Regions from separate parts of the Homo sapiens genome. Here region 2 is linked to region 1. A link is a contact called in ENCODE Hi-C data. All regions are on one chromosome and are shown on one strand. The core of a region is the stretch at or near the end of the contact, and the rest is flanking DNA. Distances in the headings are between cores, read along the strand shown.

Region 1 (3,084 bases), core at 286-2,785:
CACAAATATTCCACCAAAATCAACCGACAACGACAAAAGCAAGTTTGTACTCACTCAACTAGAAGAAAACTTTGAAGGGGAAAAGAATTAGAGGTAGATGTTAAGAATGAAAACCTCTCTCAAATGCAGTTCTAAATCTTTTATTTTACAGACCCTAAAGCCACCCCAAAAGTGATAAGCAAGCTTCCGAAAAAGATGTCTGAAGAATACAAATCCTCCACCGTATCCTGTCCGTTGCATCCACTCCCACCTGCTACCACTTCTATCCACTTTACCGATATGGTCACGATGAGCGCTACAAAATTGCTGCCAAATAAGTAAATATGAGCGCAACACAAAGCCAGTTGGTGGGGACCAAAAAGTACCTTTAGAGGCACTCAGCCCCTTCGTAAAAGTCAGCATGTGTTTAGCTCTTTAAAACATCTCGCCTTACCAAACTCTACGAAGAATGAGAATTAAGACCGTCCTCTAACCTAACCCATGCGGATATGAAAAGTGGAAGGAGATTTCAAGACAGGTTTATACTAACTAATCCATTAGCCCAAGGCAGATCAGAGCTGTCAACAAATCAGGACCAAATCAGAAAGAACAAAGTTGCAAATGTGAGAGGGTGTGTATGCACTGGTGCGGGGGAAGAGGATGGGTGGGAGGACAATTTTTAAAATGCAATCATTGAAAACGGGAGAATCCAAGTCCTCTGTCTCCCAGCCGGCCTCCAAACCTCGATTCCACGGGCAGTGCCGGGAATGGACCTAATCCCAGGATCGCAGGGATTTGGGGGCGGGGTGGGGCTGCCTCCCGCACCCGCGTGCCTGAGCGCCCAGCCCCCGCGATGAGGACGCGCTCGGGACACTCACGTTTTCTGCACCGGCTTCCGCCGCTTGCGACTGGCGTAGGTGATGTTGGCGCTGCTGCTGTTCATGGTGCCCAGCCGACGGCGGCGGCTACTCCCCGGGCACTGGCGGCCGGGTCCCCGGAACCCGGTGTAGGCTGGGACCACTGCGGCGGCCGGCGCCGGGTTCCGCGAAGCCGCGCCCGCTCCACCTGCGTCCTCTCGGGACAGTGGCGTGGGCGCCGCGCCTCAACGCCTCGGCTCACGCAGGCTTCCGCAGCCCGCGCCAGTACAGGTGAGCTGCCTGGGCCTGGCGCAGTGAGGGTGGGCGAGGGGCGGAGACCCGCGAGCAAGGCGGCGCAGGTGCCGTCTACACCGGCGGAGGCGGCGCGGCAATGCCCGCAGGTGAGGCGGCCCGGGCGGAGGAGGAGCCTGGGCCGTCTATTTAGAATCCTGGCCTGGGTCGCTCACGGTGGCGCCGCGCCCCGTGACCGTCGCCGCGGCCCCTTGGGTGAGGGAGGTGCCGCCGCGCTGCTCCCGGGACTTCCTAAATCCAGGGTGCTTCCCGCCTGCGGAGCTCGGGCGCGGGCCACCAGTCCCGGCTGCTCCCAGCTTCCGTTCGGCTACACGGCTGCCCCTGTTCTGAGCTGGCGGTCCGGGGCACGCTCTCGGAACAGAGCGTCGACGGGACTCCCCAGCCACTGCCTCCCGCCGCCGCGCGCACCGGCTGAATAGCAGGAGCACCCCCGACCCCTCACCGGCCCCGCCCCGCCCAGATCCCGCGTAGCCCCGCCCCGTCCTGCTTGCCCCCGCCCATCTGGATTCCATTCCGTCTTCCTTGAGGGCCCCACCCTCATCCCGGCACGTGATGACGTAGGACGTAAGGACGCCCCCCCCCGCCGGTAGCCATCTTCGTGCATAGGCAAACTTATTGTAGCTAGACTGTACAAAGTATATCAAGATATGCCAAATATTGAGCTTAACTTCACCTGTTTGAGAGACGGTGGGTCAGCTAACTTGTGGCTAAGAATTACAATTAACTGGTAGACAACTGGTAGACAACCAATGGGACTGTATATTTTCCTAGTTGGGAAGGCTTCAGAAGGCCAGATTTGAGTTGAGACTTGAAGGCTAGGAGTTTCCTTGACCTTTTTTGGTGTGCGGGGGAAGTCTTTACAATAGACAGGAATATAGATAATAAGGGGACTATTATGTATTGTGTCATGGAGGACCATGTGGAAAAATATTGGGAGTAATTAACAATATTGAATACTGTTGAGAAATTCAAATTAGTTGAGAACTGAAAATGTCATTCTTGTTTTCTCAATGTGTAGTCACTGATGACTTTCGTGAATGCAGTGTTGGGGTAATGGGCCTGCAAATAACATTGAAGTGGGTACAGGATTGAGCTGAAGATAACAAAATGGCATCCTCAAGCAGGCAATTTTTCTTCCAAGTTTAGCTGTGGATGAGAGACACATCAGATTGTATGTAGGGGGAGTGAAGGGTTAAATGAGGGTTTTCTAGTTTTGGTTTAGTTCTTTAATGGGCGATACTGAGCGGCTTAGAGGGGGTAGAGATAAACTATGTAGGGAACCTGAGGGAAGAGTGAAGGAATGATAGATATTAAGATACCGAAAGCAGGAGGGAATGAGTGCCAAAGCATAAATGGGAGATTAGGACTAATAGATTAGATACTAACAGAAACAGCACTTACAGTGCTTTGCTATTCAGAGTACTCCACAGCTTCTTTTGAGAGTTACAGGAAATGCAGACTCTTTGGGTGTCCTTATTAAATCAGAACCCGAAGTTCACAGGAACTCCCAGGTGATTCAAATGTACATAAAGTTGGAGGAGCAGTTCTCTACCATAGCTGGAGGAAAGAAGGACAGTGGGTGAGATATAGTAGGCTACTAAATTTTGGATCAGAAAAATGAAGGAGATGTAACAAAGAGGGTATTCTAGCATGAGCTACAAAAGAACAATTGTGTTTTGTGGTCGATGATCTTTGTTTTAATTTTAGAAGAGCATAAAGTGAAAGTGATCTGGGAAGTGACAACAAGGAAGTAGATGGACATCCACCCTGTATCCTGTGATAAGAGAAAATAATTAGGCAGTATTGGGGAGACCTTTAGGAAAGTGATAGCCTCAGTAAGCCACCTTTCAGTTTAAGGAAAAAGATGGAGCAAATTCCCAAAGAAGACAGTGTACACTGGGAAAGTTTGATGTTTATGAATTAGCAATTGCAGAGG
Region 2 (2,917 bases), core at 321-2,820, 1.2 Mb before region 1:
GCATTCTTATCATGGAAATCTAGGCGGTGATCTATAATTACGATTAAGCCCACATGGGAAGTGGGATCTAAGTGAGAACTTTAAGCCAATTTTAGGTTGAAACATTCAGAAGAGGACAGAAACAAAGAGTTCCCAAAGCTTTAGGAAATAGCCATAGGAAATAAATATGAAAGGCAATAATTACACGTTAAGTGATACTGCCTGGAGAGTATGTTCATTTAGTAAGTATAAATTGACAAGGCTGACAAGCTCAATCTCCCACCAGCTCATCTCCTTGAGAAACTAGAAATTAGAATCTGTTCCTATTATCCTTTAAAACGCTGCACCTGCTTTTAACACATTTACATGTGTGTTATGCCATCACATCTGCCTGACAATGCTAGACTTCCCACATGTTTTTGAAGAAAATTAAAATAAGCATCTGCTAATAACAATTTTATTTCATCCTAAACAGTTTCATTTGGGGCTGATGAGAAAAAGCCACATAATGGAAAAAAGAAAACTACCTTTATAACTCTGTGGCAAACACATTTTAGAAGGTAGGTCTATAAATAGATGTGCTTCTGTAGGCACAGAGTAAATATAAAATCGTCAGGCTAGCGGGGCTGCAGTTTAAACTGAAGCCCCAATATGAACTTACCTGATTTTTAAAGTCCTATTAGAATAGGCTTACAATCAGTACACAGCTCCTTTTTCTAGTTGCATAGTAAAGGCAAAACACCCCCAACTACATTTTACTTATCTCAGTCTCATCTTTCATCAGAAGCAATAGTTTGCAATTTCATTCAGAAGCTGCTGTCCCTAAGCAGACTGAATATGCACAGAAACAGTAATGGAAGGGATCTAAGTTAAACCCTACAGACGCACCAAGAAAATAGCAACATCAACACGAAAAAGCAGCAATTTCCTTAAGAGAGGTGCTTTTCTTAGCTGCATTTCCCAAGCCAGCCCCCTTTCAAACCTAAAACGTCTCAGTTATGAAAGAGGATCTTACCTGAGCTGATCATACTGTGCATTCTTTGCTGAGCCAAGAGCTGCTCTCGTCCAGCCACCCCATCTGAGGAAAAACAGGAGTCACTCTCGTAAATTGTCTGCAGCATATTCCAGTCACTCTTACTTCAGCTACATGAAACATTCATCACTGCTCAGTGCACCGGCCCCAGGAGCTACCCTCGCTGGTTCTCCCTCCTCCCTGAGGAGAAGCAGCAGAGGATCAACTTCGACAATGATTTCCTTTCTGCTCAAATGGGCATCCACTTTTAAAAAGACCTGGACACTTTTCCCATGTTACCAACCTGTGTGCAAAGCAGAAAGGACAGAGTGGATGCTATAGCTCTCTGGAGTTTAGGTTATCCCGGAAACTACAAGCAGGTGGGAAATAGGAACGTGCTTCGGGGTTATTTCTTTGTCAGAATACGTAGAAAATTATTAAGTCTACCCACGAGAAAAAGAAACCAATTAAACCTGGCTTAGAGTTCTTCAGGCTGCTAGGGTTTTGTTGCAAAAACCCTCAGTCCTGCAAGTGGCTCCAGCCGGTGCCCTTCTCCTATCTGTGTCTGTGCCTCTCTTCCCCCTTTCTCAGTCTCTCTCAGCTCAAGTTGGCTAAAGCGAGTGATAATCCATTTGCATATGAATCAACAACAGCATGGCCCACAGGCACAGAAATAGAACAATGGTCGGCCTGAGCCAAAAATAGGTCAAGCATGGCCGAGTGATTGGAGCCTGCATTAATGCATTTAAAAATACCCCAGCAAACCCAGCTGTCCAGCCTCTATCTTTCCAACCATAATTCTCTATCGCAGGGCCTTAAAACCAATTAACTCTTTCCTCTCTCGAAGCTTGCTTTACACACTGTGTTTCCATACTGGCGATTCGCTTCCAAAGAAAGGAAGGCAAGAAAAAAAATTAAGAATCATAATTCTAAGAGGGCAAATGCACATACATTTCATTTCATTTTATTTTTGTAGTATGTGTTTTTGGAAGAGAGAGGAGAGAAGTACAGAGCTCTGTATTGGTTCTAAAATAATACTGGAAGCTTTTGCTCATAATGTGGTTTCTGCCTCACCCACGCACAGCAATCCTGGTGTTCTATTTTTGTTGCCTGTTTCTCAGGCTACACTGCAGTTGGCTGTAGCACTAGAAGCTTTTCTGCCTTCTAGTTTCAGGACTAACAGGAGATTTAGCAGAGGTACTTTTGGAAAACAAGCACACCCCAGAATAAAATTTTTATGAAGGACAGGCTTGATTTTTTACTTGCTATTTATGCAAGACAATTGTCCATTTCACAAATCCTATTGTATCTTAGTACCACCTATGAATTTTATCGCATCCATCCAGTTAGTACTATATCTATAAACAAAACAAAACACAAAACACAAAACCGTGGCTTATATGTGAAAATTTCCCCTCAGCCTCTCAGGCTAAATTCAATTTACTTGCAAAAGGAAAAGAAAGTAGTCTGATTTCTTATGGATACAGAATTTCTGAGCATATGCACCTGTTGATGGATAAATCATATATATGGTTAGTACCCAACTATGACTGTTCTGCATTCAGCTATACATTGGTTGCCCGAAATATGGACCTCCTAACTTTTCTGTAGAAATAGCATTTATGATAGTCAATAGATTACCAGACACATTGTGGCGTTCAGCTATACAGTACAGTAGATAGTATCAGAGTTTTATAGTCTCTGGTGCTACATTTATATCCTTTCTATATAAGAGATAAATTTTACATTCCAAAGAGGGATCCTAGCATCTTGTCACTTCCAAGAGCAAACCCAAAAGTGATAATCTACTAGTCATGGAAGCTCTTTTCTCTTTTCTAAACTAAATCAGCGAGGAAAATGTAATTCTAAGGCATCAGAAGCAACAGGGGAAAGAGAGGAAAAAGCAGATTATTTCAAAATTCCCAG

What was found. Hi-C counts contacts between places; a loop is a spot of excess contacts on that map. Pooled maps may share reads with other maps.
Region 2: a loop to region 1 is called in a pooled map, with 23 times the contacts of the local background. The contact joins the promoter of HDAC9 here to the promoter of AHR in region 1. A Hi-C loop is called at or near these places in 5 of 37 single-sample maps with no recorded cell type and 5 of 50 pooled maps.

The regions. Positions count from the first base shown.
Region 1 is chr7:17,297,103-17,300,186 of GRCh38, reverse strand. AHR (aryl hydrocarbon receptor) reads right to left here and starts at 1,535. Exons shown (of 11, transcript NM_001621.5): 1 at 858-1,535. The coding sequence starts at 922. It overlaps LOC101927609 (a long non-coding RNA gene), which reads left to right and starts at 867. Exons shown (of 12, transcript XR_007060234.1): 1 at 867-1,127. RefSeq lists silencers at 861-910, 951-1,060, 1,111-1,260.
Region 2 is chr7:18,494,402-18,497,318 of GRCh38, reverse strand. HDAC9 (histone deacetylase 9) reads right to left here and starts at 1,570. Exons shown (of 26, transcript NM_178425.4): 1 at 1,296-1,570; 2 at 995-1,057. The coding sequence starts at 1,016. RefSeq lists an enhancer at 1,792-1,841.